Linked DNA regions of Homo sapiens: region 1 is linked to region 2. Evidence: chromatin contacts called from ENCODE Hi-C or POLR2A ChIA-PET data. All regions are on one chromosome and are shown on one strand. Each heading gives the region's core, a stretch centred on a gene start or an enhancer-like site at or near the end of the contact. The rest is flanking DNA. Distances are from core to core; before and after follow the strand shown.

Region 1 (7,583 bases), core at 2,573-5,072, 260 kb after region 2:
ATTTTATTTTGTGGAACTCTGAATTTTCCATGGTGCCCATTACCTCTGAAAAGTCAAAGGTCTGTATCTTGCTAATGACTGGGCAAGATACAGAGTTATGAAATTTCTTGAGACTCCCTCAGTTTAGTGGAGCATGGGTTATGGGGCTAGAAAGTCCTGAGTTTGGGTCTCAGTTCAGGCTTTTACTAGCCTGGAAACTTTGGGCATTTACTTCACTTACTTAGGTCTTACTGTCCTTATTTGAAATTGAATAATAATACTTAGATCTCATAGTCTTGCAGTAAGGATTAAATAAGATATTTAGTCTAGTATCTGTCACATGGTAGATCTCAGCAAATACTTGTTGCCTTTCCTTTTCCTTGCCACTATGTTTCAGCAAGTATAGCTAAATCATCTGCTTCTTCCTATTGTATCTGTTTTTTAGGGATCTTACCTTTATTATCCAGGAACTCTCCCTAATGTGCCTTGGGTGAAGATGTTAGTTGAAGTGACTTCTCTGCCGTGTTTGTGGACCTGGAGGGACTGGCTCCTGGGCCTTTGGCTCCATTTGCATCCTCCTCTAGCCAACTCTGGATGTTAACACATCTTAAAGCTCTTTGGCAAACACATAATTAAATTGCTGGTGACAACATCTGAAATGATTTCCATTTGTAGCATGCAGTCCAGTGATGCTAGCTTATATTAGGCTTGAAGTGAATAGAATGTTCTGGATTTAGCTCTGTTTCTTGAGAATTCACTGCAGTCTAGTTTCATTGTAACTCTTGAGTGTAATAATATGTTTTAGCTTATAATTTTGTTATAAGAAAAGGGAAAGGGAAAGGTTTTTTGTTTGTTTGTTTGTTTTGTTTTTGAGATGGGATCTTGCTCTGTTGCCCAGGCTGGAGTGCAGTAGCATGATCATAGCTCATTGCATCTTCGAACTCCTGCACTTAGGTAATCTTCCCACCTCAGCCTCCCAAAGTGCTGAGATTACAGGTGTGAGCCACTGCACCCAGCTGAGAAAATATTTTAAGTTCATAAGACCTAAAGAAGAGCAAATGGAGGACACAAGTGGTTAGGGCAGATTATTATGCAGTTTAAATAAATTCTACTTCACAATTGTGATCTTTACATAAGGAAATATATTTTCCTTTAATATTCTAATCTTTGTAAATAATTACATAAGAAATAATTTGTTTCATGCTTAAAATGTTCTGCCCTGGAAAAGCTAGCCATCACTAAAGCTAATTGGTCTTCATCATCACATTAACAAGTGGTAGTTTCATGGCAGGTAAACTTTCTTCCATTAGGGTTGGTCTTCTACGAATTGATTATTCCCTCCACTCTCCTATGTCCATTTCACTCCTGTACATTGTCCTCTATATTGCTGCTCCCTCTCTAAAGGGGCTTGCTTTTTTTTTTTTTGGAGACGTAGTCTCGCTCTGTCACCCAGGCTGGAGTGCAGTGGCAAGATCTCGGCTCACTGTAACCTTCACCTCCAGGTTCAAGCAATTCTCCTGCTTCAGCCTCCCCAGTAGAGTAGTTGGGATTACAGGTGTGTGCCACCATGCCTGGCTAATTTTTGTAGTTTTAGTAGAGACCCAGCCTAAAGGGGCTTTCTTATCAGCCTGTAAACACATCTGAGTCTCTACTGCCTTCTCAAACACCCAGCCTGGACTAATCCACATCCACATCTCTAGCTACTACCCTTTCACCCTTGCTGTCATAGCCAAACTTCTTTAAAAGCTCCATCGGCTGGGCTTGGTGGCTCATGCCTGTAATCCCATCACTTTGGGAGGCCGAGGAGGGTGGATCACGAGGTCAGGAGTTCAAGACTAGCCTGGCCAACAGGATGAAACCTCATCTCTACTAAAAACACAAAAAATTAGCTGAGTGTGGTGGCAGATGCTTGTAATCCCAGCTATTCGGGAGGCTGAGGCAGGAGAATCACTTGAATCCAGGAGGCGGAGGTTGTGGTGCGTGGAGATGTGGAGATCACGCCATTGCACTACAGCCTGGGCAACAGAGCAAGACTCCATCCCCCCGCCCCCAAAGAAAGCTCCCTTTATCCCTTACCTCTCATTTACTCTTCAACTCTTGCCAATCTGGTTTCTGCCCCTACTTTGTTACCCAAATCCCTCTCTATAGGCTATACACCCAGTGATCAGTTTTCAGACCCCCCTGTATCTTATGTATTATTCTCTCGGCTGCTCGCCCAATTAGTTCTCCTCACCATGCTTGAAATGTTCTTTGCCATGGCTCCTGTGATAACACATCCTCCTGGCTTTCCCACTACCTCTCGGCAGCTCCTTTTCAGTCTCTTGCGTAGACTCCTACTTTTCTACACAGCTTTGCATGTAGGAATCCCTTAAGGTGCACCCTCAACTCCCTGCTTGCTATGGTCTGAATGTTTGTATCTCCCCTGAATTCATATGTTGAAATACTAATTAATAAGGTGATGATATTAGGAGGTGGGCCCTTTTGGAAGGTGTTTAAGTCAGTGGGGGTAGAGCCCTCCTACATGGGATTAGTGCTTTTCTAAAAGAGGTCCCAGAGAGCTGCCTTGGCCCTTCTACCATGTGAGGACACAGCTCTAGTAGGTGTCATCTGTGAGGAATGGCCCTCACTAGACACTGATTCTGCTGGCACCTTGATCTCAGACTTCCCAGCCTCTAGAACTATGAGAAACAAATTTCTGTTTTTATCAGCCACCCAGTATACAATGTTTTGTTATAACAGCCTGCATGGATTAAGACACTGTTTTTCTCCCTTTTTACGTCCCCCTGAAAGATCTCCTCTACTTCTGTGGCTTTAATTCCTCTACATATGTGGATGACTCCTAAACTTACGTCTCCAACCCAGTCCTTCCTCTTAACTCTACTATTATGTGTCTAGCTGCCTGCCTAACCTGTCTAATTCCATGTATCACAGGCATCTCAAATTCAACTTGACCAAACCCAGATTCCTGATCTGCCTTTTCTAGCTCTGATTCTCTTCATCATATTTCAAGTTGCAGAAAAGGGGAGCACCATTTACCCAGTTACTGAAGCCTGAAACCTGGCATCCTCTTCCTTCCCCAAACATGCCATTTCAGCACATTTTTCTTTTTCTTTTTCTTTTTTTTTTTTTTTTTGAGACAGAGTCCTACTGTGTCACCCAGGCTGGAGTGCAGTGGCATGATCTCACAGCTCACTGCAACCTCCGCCTCCCGGGTTCAAGCGATTTTTCTGCCTCAGCCTCCCAAGTAGCTGGGACCACAGGCATGTGCCACCATGCCTGGCTACTTTTTCGTATTTTTAGTAGAGATGGGGTTTCACCATGTTAGCCAGGATGGTCTCAATCTGCTGACCTCATGATCTGCCCTCCTTGGCCTCCCAAATTGCTGAGATTACAGGCATGAGCCACATGCCCAGCCCTGAGCACAGTCATTTTTCTACCAGTCGATGTTGCAATGAAGATAAAGTTCCAAATCCTTGACATGCTCCAGCCTTCCCCTGTGAGCTGATCACTCCCACAAGAAGCTCCTCTGCCTTCCATCCTCAGCCACTCTGACCTTCTGTTTCTTCTGGGGACCCTGCACCTGCCAGCCCCAGCCCCTTCCTTATTTATGCCATCCCTTTTTCTGGCCCTCTTGCTTGGCTAACTTATACTCATCCTTCAGTTTGGGCTGAGCTATTTATATGCTGTTCCAGGACCCTGAACTTCTCCTTTATGGCACCCATCCTGATTGTAATTATATTATTTATATTGTTTTGTTTGTTGTCTGTCCCCTCTGCTGAACATCGACTTCACATAGGCAGGGACGGGGTCTCTTTTTTCACTGCTTTGTCACTTACCACACCAGTTCCCAGCCAGGAAAAGAAAAGACGGTTGTTTCCCTGCTTTGATAAAATACCCAGACAAAAGGATGCCCTTATTGCTCTTAGACCTCTTTCCCGAATCTTCCCTGGTTGTCACCTGCAATGATGTTATGTCTGAGTTGAATGTTTCTCACTGCACGCTAGTTTGCTCAGAGGTAATAGAGGAGGAACTGTTTTCTCACTTTCTCTTTCTCTTTAGCCTTTATTCCTAAAGCTTGTTTCTAGTCATTTCTTTTAACCAGCTTCCTGAGAAGTATTTCCATTGTCTTTTCTGAACTCTCCCTTAGACCATGAGAAAACAAAAGTTTATGCTGATTTTGGGTCATGACCTGACACTGAAATTGGTGGTGTTAAGTACATTGCCGAGTAACTCAGATACATTGATATTTAAAAAAATACTTTTTCTGATTATAGGAGTGATTTTATTGTTAAGAAAAAATTGAGAATATAATCAAGGGTCTAGAAGAGAAGAAATGGGAGAGATTCAGACTTTTCTCTTGTAGAATAAGGTCCTGCTGTACATGTGATTTTTGTCCGCCCTTTTTCACTTCACATTGATATTTTGATAAAAGCCCTGAGAAATGGGAGTGAAACCTAATGGACCGCAGCTTTGGACAAGCCCCGAGTGCAAATAAGGCTGGTCAGCAGCTTCTAGCAGGATCTGCTTCTTCTAGAAGCAGAGAAAGGTAACAGGCTGCCCTGAGACCAGGCTCTACAGAGCCTCCCTCCTGCCTCGTACATGCCAAGCCGGCCCTGTCCTGGCACTTACAGTGACTAACGGCCGGGCACCTCCCTCTCGGTTGATGCCCTCCATGCAGGACATCTCCAACACATTGCTCTCCGTTCTGGTGTGTTCCTTAAGCCAAACTTTCTAGGTTTAATTTCACTGGATGTTCATAGATCCTCGTGTCCCAGACTAATTGTCTATGTATTTGTTGATATTTGTTCTTGCCTATTTTCATTTTATTTTTTAAATTCAAGGCAAGAGGCCTATTTATTTTGTATTTTATAGTGCCTAGCATGGAATTTGGTGCCCAATAAATACTTTTTTTTTTTTTGAGATGGGGTCTCGCTCTGTCGCCCAGGCTGGAGTGCGGTGGCACTATCTCGGCTCACTGCAACCTCCGCCTCCTGGGTTCAAGCGATTCTCTTACCTCAGCCTCCCGAGTAGCTGGGACTACAGATGCATGCCATCATGCCCGGCTAATTTATTGTATTTTTATTTTTTAATTTTTAATTTTATTTATTTATTTTTTGAGACGGAGTCTTGCTCAGTCGCCCAGGCTGGAGTGCAGTGGCGCGATCTCGGCTCACTGCAAGCTCCGCCTCCCGGGTTCGCGCCATTCTCCTGCTTCAGTCTCCGGAGTAGCTGGGACTTCAGGTGCCTGCCACCATGCCCAGCTAATTTTTTTTGTATTTTTAGTAGAGACAGGGTTTCACCACGTTAGCCAGGATGGTCTTGATCTCCTGAACTCGTGATCCACCTGCTTCAGCCTCCCAAAGTGCTGGGATTACAGGTGTGAGCCACCACGCCCGGCACATTTATTGTGTTTTTAGTAGATACGGGGTTTCACCCTGTCAGCCAGGATGGTCTTGATCTCCTGACCTCGTGATCCCCCGGCCTTGGCCTCCAAGAGTGTTGGGATTACAGGCATGAGCCACCGTGCCTGGCCAATAATCTTAAATAATCTAAAAATAATGTTCTGCCCAAATTACAAATTACCAAATTAGGGTCCATTTATGCATAATTTTATCCATTAATTCAGGAAGCATTTAACAGTGCCTGGCACAGTTGCCAGGCATGGAGTATACATTAGTGAATAAAACAGGGGTAGTTCCTCTGGGATTCTAGGCTAGTTTGTTTGTTTGTTTGTTTGTTTATTGAGATGGAGTCTTGCTCTTGAAGCTCAGGCTGGAGCAGTGGTGCGATCTCAGCTCTCTGCAACCTCCACAATCTGGGTTCAAGTGATTCTCCTGCCTCAGCCTCCCAAGTAGCTGGGATTACAGGCATGTGCCACCACCCCCGGCTAATTTTTGTATTTTTGGTAGAGACGGGATATCACCACATTGGCCAGGCTGATCTCCAACTCCTGATCTCAAGTGATCCTCCCACCTTGGCCTCCCAAAGTGCTGGGATTACAGGGGTGAGCTCCCGGCCTCTAGGCTAGTTTAATACCAGATGTTACACAGATAATAAATTCATAGTTTCAACTTGTGATGAGAGTTATGAAGGAACATGGCAGGGTGCCCTGAGAGAATGCGCTAAGGCAGGGGTGTCCGCTCTTTTGGTTTCCCTGGGCCATATTGGAAGAAAAATTGTCTTAGGCCACACAAAAAATACACTAATGATAGCTGATGAGCTAAAAAAAAAAAAAAGAAAAGAAAAAAAAAAAGAAAGTCGCAAAAAAAAAAAATCTCATAATGGTTTTTTTTTTTTGAGACGGAGTCTTGCTCTGTCCCCTGGGCTGGAGTGCAGTGGCGCGATCTCGGCTCACTGCAAGCTCCGCCTCCCGGGTTCACGCCATTCTCCTGCCTCAGCCTCCCGAGTAGCTGGGACTACAGGCGCCCGCCACCACGCCCGACTAATTTTTTTGTATTTTTAGTAGAGACGAGGTTTCACCGGATTAGCCAGGATGGTCTCGATCTCCTGACCTCTGGTCCGCCCGCCTCGGCCTCCCAAAGTGCTGGAATTACAGGCTTGAGCCACCGCGCCCGGCATAAAATCTCATAATGTTTTAAGAAAGTTTACAAATTTGTGTTGGGCCTCATTCGAAACCATCCTGGTCGGCATGCAGCCTGTGGGCCACGGTTGTGGACGAGCTTGCACTGAGGGGAGACCTATAGTATCTGGCATTGTGTGTGGGAAGAAGCCTGGAGACTGAGCCCTGGAGAGAAGGAGAGGGTGGGTCAAGGTGAGAGATGAGCTCTTTTTGAGAGGGAACCAGCCCAAAGGCGAGGCATTCAAGGTAGAGAGTGGTAATCGAAAGCGAGAAATGGAAATTGTTATCTCTTTGTTTTAGTAACTGGGAATGTAAGTCTCCCCATGTCATCGGCCTCTATTCTTTCTAAAAACTTTTCAAGGGATGTATTTAGCCTTCCTACAAGAGTATTTTGATTTGTTTTTGAACAGGTCTTTCTGAACCTGTCCCACTTTTATTGATGCTTTCGCTGATGTTTGTGAAAGGCATCTGGGAAGGGCACTAGCCAGTCAGGCTTTTAACACCTGTCTGTGGGTTCAACAAAGAGGAATTAAGCTTCTTCTCAATTGCAGATGTCGTGTTGTATTCTGGGTCCCATAGGAGATCTTGACTGACCCAGGAGTGGTCCCCTCCGGGAAGAAGGACGCTCAGCCACCAGCTGCCCCCAGGTGTTCGTCCCCAGGGGTAGAACTCACCCACTTTATGAGCAAGTCTTTGTCAAGGAAAGAAGACGGCAATTGAAATTTTCATTGAGCTGTTAGCATTTTTTTCAGAAAACCATTTTGTCCCAGTGTGTGTAAGAAGTTATTCCTTCATTCAACACATGTTGAGTGCCTTCTGTGTCTGGCACATTTCCAGGTGCTGGGATACAGCAGTAAACAGATTCCATGTCAGTGGATAAACACACACTGGAAACACATAAGTGAAACACAGAGGGTGTCAGGGAGGTTATAATCACTACCTAGAAAATTAAAGGAGGGAAGGAGGCCTTAGGGAGAGTCACCTGGGAGGTGGAGACAGGTGTTGAAATTGTTAAAAATAGCAT
Region 2 (7,586 bases), core at 1,203-3,702:
GTAGCCACTGTTTCATTCCTTTACTTTTTAATAAACTGGCTTTCACTTTATTCGGTCCACTTGCTCCTGTTTTTTTTTTTTTTTTTGAGACAGAGTCTTGCTCTGTTGTCCAGGCTAGAGTGCAGTGGCATGATCTCCGCTCACTGCAACCTCCACCTCCCTGGTTCAAGCAATTCCCCTACCTCAGCCTCCCGAGTAGCTGGGATTACAGGTGCATGCCACCACACCCAGTTAATTTTTTTGTATTTTTAGTAGAGATGGGGTTTCACCATGTTGGCCAGACTGTTCTCGAACTCCTGACCTGAGGCAATCCACCTGCCTCAGCCTCCCAAAGTGTTGGGATTACAGGCATTAGCCACCATGGCCTCCTTAATTCTTTTCTGCCAAAAGTCAAGAACCCTTATGGCCTCCTGGGCTGATCCCCAGTTTGGGGAGTTGCCCTGTGACAGTTAGAGAACCCAGATGTCTTTATATTGTAAAATTACTTTAGGTCTTTGTGCCGACAGTTTGAAGACAGCTGTCAAAGGGGACTTCTAGCTCTGGGCTCCAGTACATTAAATAAGAAATATCCTGATGTACCCCCAGATCAACCTGCATTAGAATCACTGTAGGTATTTTTACAAATATAGGTTCTGAGGCCCCACCGCATACCCACTTAATTAGAATGGGGAGAAGGGGAGTCTGTGGTTTTACCAAGCTTTGTGAATGATTTTTAAGCATTCTGCTGCATTGCTTTCTAAACCCAGGCCTGTTTCCCACACTACTGTAATCAAGAGGGAACACTGAAGTTTCCTCAGTTCCTTCCTGTTTTTTCCTGTTTCCTTCTGCAGTGACCAACACTATCAGAAATGGCATTTTGGCAGGGACAGGGAGTACAGGAATGGAAACAGGAAAGGCATAAACAAGACTCCTCCTCTGCCCCAGGACTCTCTCCTGTGGGTCACATTACCAGTGAAGGCTTGTGAACTCTGATTTAGCTAAGTTAATTTTGTGCAAAAAAATAAATTTTGGCCCGGTGCGGTGGCTCACACCTGTAATCCCAGCACTTTGGGAGGCCGAGGCAGGTGGATCATGAGGTTAGTTCAAGACCAGCCTGTCCAAGATGGTGAAACCCTGTCTCTACTAAAAATACACGCAAAAAATTAGCCAGCGTGGTGGTGGGCGCCTGTAACCCCAGCTACTCGGGAGGCTGAGGCAGGAAAATTGCTTGAACCCAGGAGCTGGAGGTTGCAGTAAGCCGAGATCACGCCACTGCACTCCAGCCTGGGCCACAGAGAGGGACTCCATCTCAAAAAAAAAAAAAAAAAAAGAATTCTGGGGAGTTGTAGTGCTTGTTAAAAACAGATTCCGGGCCGGGCGCAGTGGCTCACGCCTGTAATCCCACCACTTTGGGAGGCCGAGGTGGGTGGATCACAAGGTCAGGAGTTCAAGGCCAGCCTGACCAAGATGGTGAAACCCCATGTCTACTAAAAATACAAAAATTAGCTGGGTGTGGTGGCGGGTGCCAGTAATCCCAGCTATTCGGGAGGCTGAGGCAGATAATTGCTTGAACCCTGGAGGCGGAGGTTGCCAGTAAGCCAAGATTGCACCATTGCACTCCAGCCTGGGCAATAGAGGGAGACTTCATCTCAAAAAAAAAAAACACAGATTACAAGGTCCTTTAGTAGAGATGATGATACCTTAATCTAGATGATTCAAATGTAGGTAGCTCTCAGAACACACTTTGGAGAACAATGACTTAAATCCAGTGAAGAAAATCTCCAAGAAGCTGTGACAATATGTGGTCTCTTGAAATCTAGAGATTGGTGCTACATGTGATGGCTCACCCCTGTAATCCTAGCATTATGGGAGGCCAAGGCGGGTGGATCACTTGAGATCAGGAGTTGAGACCAGCCTGGCCAATATGGTGAAACCCCATCTCTACCAAAAATACAAAAATTAGCCAGGTGTGATGGCGCGTGCCTGTAATCCCAGCTACTTGGGAGGCTGAGGCAGGAGAATCGCTTGAACCCAGGAGTGGGAGGTTGCAGTGAGCTGAGATCGTGCCACTGCCCCTCAGCCTGCACTGAGCTAGACTCCATCACAGAAAGAAATCTAGAGATTAGCTACTGAATATTGACAGCTTTATCTTCCCAACTAGCAAAACGATCCCTGCTAGAAGGAACAGATTCATTTTGGAAAAAGTATTCAGTAATCTCTGAAGCACAGAAACATTTTTTTCATTCTTGCTATGCAAACAGATTGTTGGCCTTCTTCAGTGAGGCAGGCCAGGACAAAATCTCAGCAGGCCCTTTCGACAGCATTTCTCCACAAATCAAATTAGGTCAAAGAGAAAATTCAGAGCAGTCTGAGGAAGGGAAAAAAAAAGCCCTGAAATGTGTTATAAAACTGGTGGGCAGGGGACAGGGGAACATCCCACCTACTTTGTTTGCTCTGGTAAAGGCTGGTGGCTTGTCACATGAACCCCAGGCCTTCCTGTTCTCGGCAGCTGCCTTCTGAGTCACTGTGGGCTGCAGGGGAGGGCCCCCTAACATCAGGGAACATAACAACCATATGACTCTTAGGTGAGGCCACTGCGCCAGGCCAATTCAAAAATTAAAGAGCGACTACATTGCCGATTTTCATTTATTTTAAGAACTTCTTTACTCCGTTTTTGTCTACAACTGCAAATTAGCAGAAGACAAAAAACAAACTAGTAAGTGGAATTCACATCTGGTAAGTGAGAACTGGTGCCAGTCCTATTAGTCACCAAGATCACTTAAGGGTGGAGTGCACTAGCAGGATAAAACATTAAACCAAAAGCAATACTTCCTTGTAACAGCTGGAGTTTCCTAAGAAATTTTTAAAATAAAAACCTAGAATGCCTAGCAGGCAAAATACCATAGTTAGAAAAGTCAACCTTTACTTTTCTCTTTTGATTGTAGTCAACTGTTGCATAATTTTTTTTTTTTTAGGCAGAGTCTTGTTCTGTCGTCCCAGCTGGAGTGCAGTTCACTGCAACCTTCGCCTCCTGGGTTCAAGTGATTCTCCTGCCTCAGCCTCCCCAGTAGCTGGGACTACAGGAGTATGCCACCAGGCCCAGCTAATTTTTTTTTTTTTTGTATTTTTAGTAGAGACAGGGTTTCTCCATGTTGGCTAGGCTGGTCTCGAACTCATGAACTTGGATCATCCACCTGCCTTGGCCTCCCAAAGTGCTGTGATTACAGGCGTGAGCCACCGCGCCTGGCCTGTTGCAGAATGTTGCTGGGTATATTATATTATACTATGTGAATTAAGAATTCTCTATTAAACAGTTTTAAGTTGTAAGAAAGCCACCCTAAGTTTAAAACTTTCAGTCTTTTAAAACTGATGCATTAAAGAACTACTCCAAATAAGAGAAACAACACTGAGGTGTGATTCATTTGAACTTGAGTCCCGGTTCCTTAACCCAATGCCTGGATGCTAGAGATGTTCAATAAAGACTTAATGACTGCATAACCAACTTATTAGCTGTAGAATAGTTATAATAATTAACTTCCTTGAGCCTTTGTTTTCTCTTCTGTGATCAGGGAAGAAACCTCTTCTGTCTACCTCAGAGAATTTTTGTAAGGATCAAATAAAATAATGTGTGTTTAAGTTTTGATTTCTTTCTTTTTTCTTTTTTTTTGAGATGGAGTTTTGCTCTTGTAATCCAGGCTGGAGTGCAGTGTGGTATGATCTCTGCTCACTGCAACCTCTGCCTCTGGGGTTCAAGCGATTCTCCTGCCTCAGTCTCCCGAGTAGCTGGGGTTACAAGTGTCCACTAACACGCCCGGCTAATTTTTGTATTTTTAGTAGAGATAGGGTTTCACCATATTGGCCATGCTGGTCTTGAACTCCTGACCTCAGGTGATACGCCTGCCTCGGCCTCCCAAAGTGCTGGGATTACATATACAACCTTTTTTTAAAAAAAAATTATTTTTATTTTTATTTTTATTTTTTGAGACAGAGTCTCGCTATGTCACCCAGGCTGGAGTACAGTGGGGCAGTCTTGGCTCACTGCAACCTCCGCCTCCCTGGTTCAAGCGATTCTTGTGCCTCAGCCTCCCAAGTAGCTGGGATTACAGATGTGAACCACCACACCAACTAATTTTTGTCTTTTTAGTAGAGACGGGGTTTTGCTATGTTGGCCAGGCTGGTCTTGAACTCCTGGCCTCATGTGATCCACCCGCCTCAGCCTCCCAAAGTGCTGGGATTACAGGTGTGAGCCACTGCATCTGGCCAATACAACCTCTTTTTTGATTAGAGCTTTGAAATTGGGGTAGGTTTACTGAAAATAGAACTGTACCAGAGAATTGCATCTGAAATATGCAAAGCTCACCTGGATATCTCAATAGCATGGCAATAACCACCCTATAACCTTTTTAAAAATAAATCTCAGTGGAAGTGATGCTGAAATCTCTCCTTAAGGTCCTCTTTCTCAATCAACTATAATTCAGCAAACATTAAACTTCAGTTACCCGGAAAAAGATTAGGTAATAAATGTGTTAATCATAGACTGGATCATAATCAGCACCGTCACCTAAAGAATACTCACCCCTTAAGTAATCCAAAAGAAAACTAAGAAGCAAAAATCCAGGGTTTGTTTCTCTATAACCAAAATAGAAGAATGTCCATAGTCATTACTGAGCATTAACCATTTGAAGATCTCCTTCCTTTTAACCTCAAGACATTATAATATCTCTTCCTTACTGTCAGGAGACCTAGAGTCCTGTCCTGGCTCTGTGCCTATAGTCATAAGTTGATCTTATCCTTAAAAACGTAAAAATCTTTGTCTTTATTTTGGCCGAGCATGGTGATATATGACTGTAATCCCAGCACTTTGGGAGACTAAGGCAGGTGGATCATTTGAGGCCAGGAGTTGAGGACAGATCGCTTGAGACCAACCTGGCCAATGTGGTGAAACCCTGTATCTACTAAAAATATAAATATTAGCCAAGTGTGGTGGCACACACCTGTAATCCCAGCTACTTGGGAGGCTGAGGCACAAGAATCGCTTGAACCCAGAAGTCAGAAGTTGCAATGAGCCCAGATTGCACCACTGCACTCTAGCCTGGGTGACAAGGAGTGAGACTCTGTCTCAAAAATAAAATAAATAAATAAATAAAATCCCTGTCTTTATTTTGAAACCAGAACAAAGGACACAGTGTGATCTTTGCAAAATCACAGAATCTTGAGCTGAAAGAAGCTTAAAGTTTATCTTGCTAAGTAGTTACTTTTTTAAGCACAATTTTTATTTTTATTTTTATTTTTTTTCAGAGATGGGGCTCAAGCTGGTCTCAAACTCCTGGCCTCAAATGATCCTCCCACTGTGGCCTCCCAAAAGGCTGCGATTACAGGCATGAGCCACTATGCCCAGCTCAGAACTATTTTATTCAAACAAAAAAAAATTTTTTTTTTTTTTGAGACGGTGTCTCGCTCTGTCACCCAGGCTGGAGTGCAGTGGCGCAATCTCGGCTCACTGCAAGCTCCGCCTCCCGGGTTCACGCCATTCTCCTGCCTCAGCCTCCCGAGTAGCTGGAACTACAGGCGCCCGCCACTACGCCCGGCTAATTTTTTTTTTTTTTTTTTTTTTTTGTATTTTTAGTAGAGACGGGGTTTCACCGTGGTCTCGATCTCCTGACCTCGTGATCCGCCCGCCTCGGCCTCCCAAAGTGCTGGGATTACAGGCGTGAGCCACCGCGCCTGGCCTCAAACAAAAATTTAAGAAGAGGAAAGCTAAACAGCTTTGGTTGAAGAAAGGTAGGTTATTCTGTGGCTGTCTGCTGGCCTCCCAGCCCCTCTCTGCTGTCCTTCAGGGAAGCCCTAGGACTCCACAGCACAACTTGAACCACTGACTTAGTCTAACCTTCTCATTCATTTCATGGATTGTTAAAACTGAGATCCAGAGATATTTAGGGACTTTCCGAACTAATGTAAATAGCAAATTCAGGACTGTTTAGTTGTATCCATGGTCATAACGAACATTTATTGAATGATTTACTGCTGTGTTTCACTTGCATCATGTCATTCATACTTTTTCTTTTTTTTTTTTGACACAGGTTCTTGTTCTGCGGCCCAGTCTGAAGTGCAGAGGTGCGATTGTGGCTCCTGCAATCTCTGCCTCCCAGGCTCAAGCGATCCTCCCACCTCGGCCTCCCAAGTACCTGGGACTACAGGCATACGCTGTCACAGCTACTTTTTGTATTTTTTTGCAGAGACGGGGTTTCGCCATATTGCCCAGGCTGGTCTCAAACTCCTAGGCTCAAGCAATCCTCCCGCCTTGGCCTCCCAAAGTGTTAGGATTACACGCGTGAGCCACTGTACAGGGCTTTTTTCTTTTTCTTTTTAGAGACAGGGTCTCACTCTGTTACCAGGCTAGAATGCATTGGTTTGTTTGTCACTGATTTGTCACTGATTTGTTTGTTTCTGAGATGGAGTCTCACTCTGTCAGCCAGGCTGGAGTGCAGTGGCATAATCTCAGCTAACTGCAACCTCTGCCTCCTGGGTTCAAGCGATTCTCCTGCCTCAGTCTCCCGAATAGCTGGATTTACAAGCATGAGCCACCATGCCTGGCTAATTTTTGTATTTTTAGTAGAGACAGGGGTTTCACCATGTTGGCCAGGCTGGTCTTGAATTGCTGATCTCAAGTGATCTGCCCACCTCAGCCTCCCAAAATGCTAGGATTACAGGCATGAGCCACCACACCTGGCCCACAGCTCACTGTTGATACTGGAACTAGAAAGAAATTATTTAGGCCGATACTGAGGGTTCTTACCAAGTAGCTCCTAAATCATTTCTTTTCTAACAAAGAGCAGCCTGAAAAATTGAGCTGCAGACATAAATAAGCAAGCTGGAAGCTTGCATAGGTAAATGCCAACAGCTGTGCCAATAGGAAAAGGCTAACTGGGGGTGGGGCATGTTCAACATGGAGGCTCCATTTTCCCTTTTCTTTGTCAACCATGTGTACAGTAAAGAAACAGGCAACATGGCTCCGGCCAGATAGAGGACCATCTGCATAATAAAAGATTCGGGTGGGGTAGCCAGCTTCTTTGCGTGCTATGTAAATGGCACACCTGGTCCATCCAATCTCTCGGGCACTATGTAACTCAGACACTGCCTCCACAAGCTTGTCTACAAAACCCTTTGCGTTTCACCATGAGACCAAAAGTCCCACTCAGGAGCCCCTCTCTCTGTAAGAGAGAGAGGTATTCCCTTTTCTCTTCCTTTTGCCTATTAAACCAATGCTCTTAAATTAACTTCTTATGTGTCTGCGTTCTTGATTCCCTTGGCATGAGACAAGAAACCTCTGATATTTATCCCAGACGGCAACAGCGCTTCTCTGTGACTTCAAACTCCTGGGCTCAAATGATCCACCCGCCTCAGCCTCCTGAGTACCTAGGACTTCATGCACCACCATGCCCTGCTAATTTTTAACCTTTTTTTTTTTTAGAGACTGGGTCTTGGTATGTTGCCTAGGCTAGTCTCAAACACCTGGGCTCAATTGTTTCTCCTGCCTTGGCCTCCCAAAATGCTGGAATTACAAATGTGAACCACTGTGCCCAGCCTTTTATTATCCATTCCTTAAA

The links. Hi-C counts contacts between places; a loop is a spot of excess contacts on that map. ChIA-PET counts read pairs that join two places held with the same protein, here RNA polymerase II (POLR2A). Pooled maps may share reads with other maps.
Region 1: a pooled map shows a loop between it and region 2 (4-fold over the local background). The contact joins two enhancer-like sites. A Hi-C loop is called at or near these places in 38 of 168 maps with a recorded cell type or tissue (A673, B cell, CD4-positive, alpha-beta T cell and 26 more), 37 of 37 single-sample maps with no recorded cell type and 37 of 50 pooled maps. POLR2A ChIA-PET finds 5 or more read pairs at or near these places in 5 of 52 experiments (GM12878, OCI-LY7, T-cell and 2 more).

The regions. Positions count from the first base shown.
Region 1 is chr9:19,437,954-19,445,536 of GRCh38, forward strand. The region is part of intron 4 of ACER2 (alkaline ceramidase 2); the gene reads left to right. Among named protein-coding and RNA genes, the nearest start is that of MAP1LC3BP1, 22 kb to the right of the region's middle. Within about 2 kb of position 3,823, at least 4 of the 41 ENCODE cell types and tissues checked have a DNase peak (open chromatin) inside an H3K27ac peak, as active enhancers do; they include B cell, CD8-positive, alpha-beta T cell and GM12878, where a contact is called at or near this core.
Region 2 is chr9:19,181,944-19,189,529 of GRCh38, forward strand. No RefSeq gene overlaps it. Among named protein-coding and RNA genes, the nearest start is that of DENND4C, 45 kb to the right of the region's middle. RefSeq lists enhancers at 2,533-2,582, 4,561-5,061. Within about 2 kb of position 2,453, at least 37 of the 41 ENCODE cell types and tissues checked have a DNase peak (open chromatin) inside an H3K27ac peak, as active enhancers do; they include B cell, CD8-positive, alpha-beta T cell and GM12878, where a contact is called at or near this core.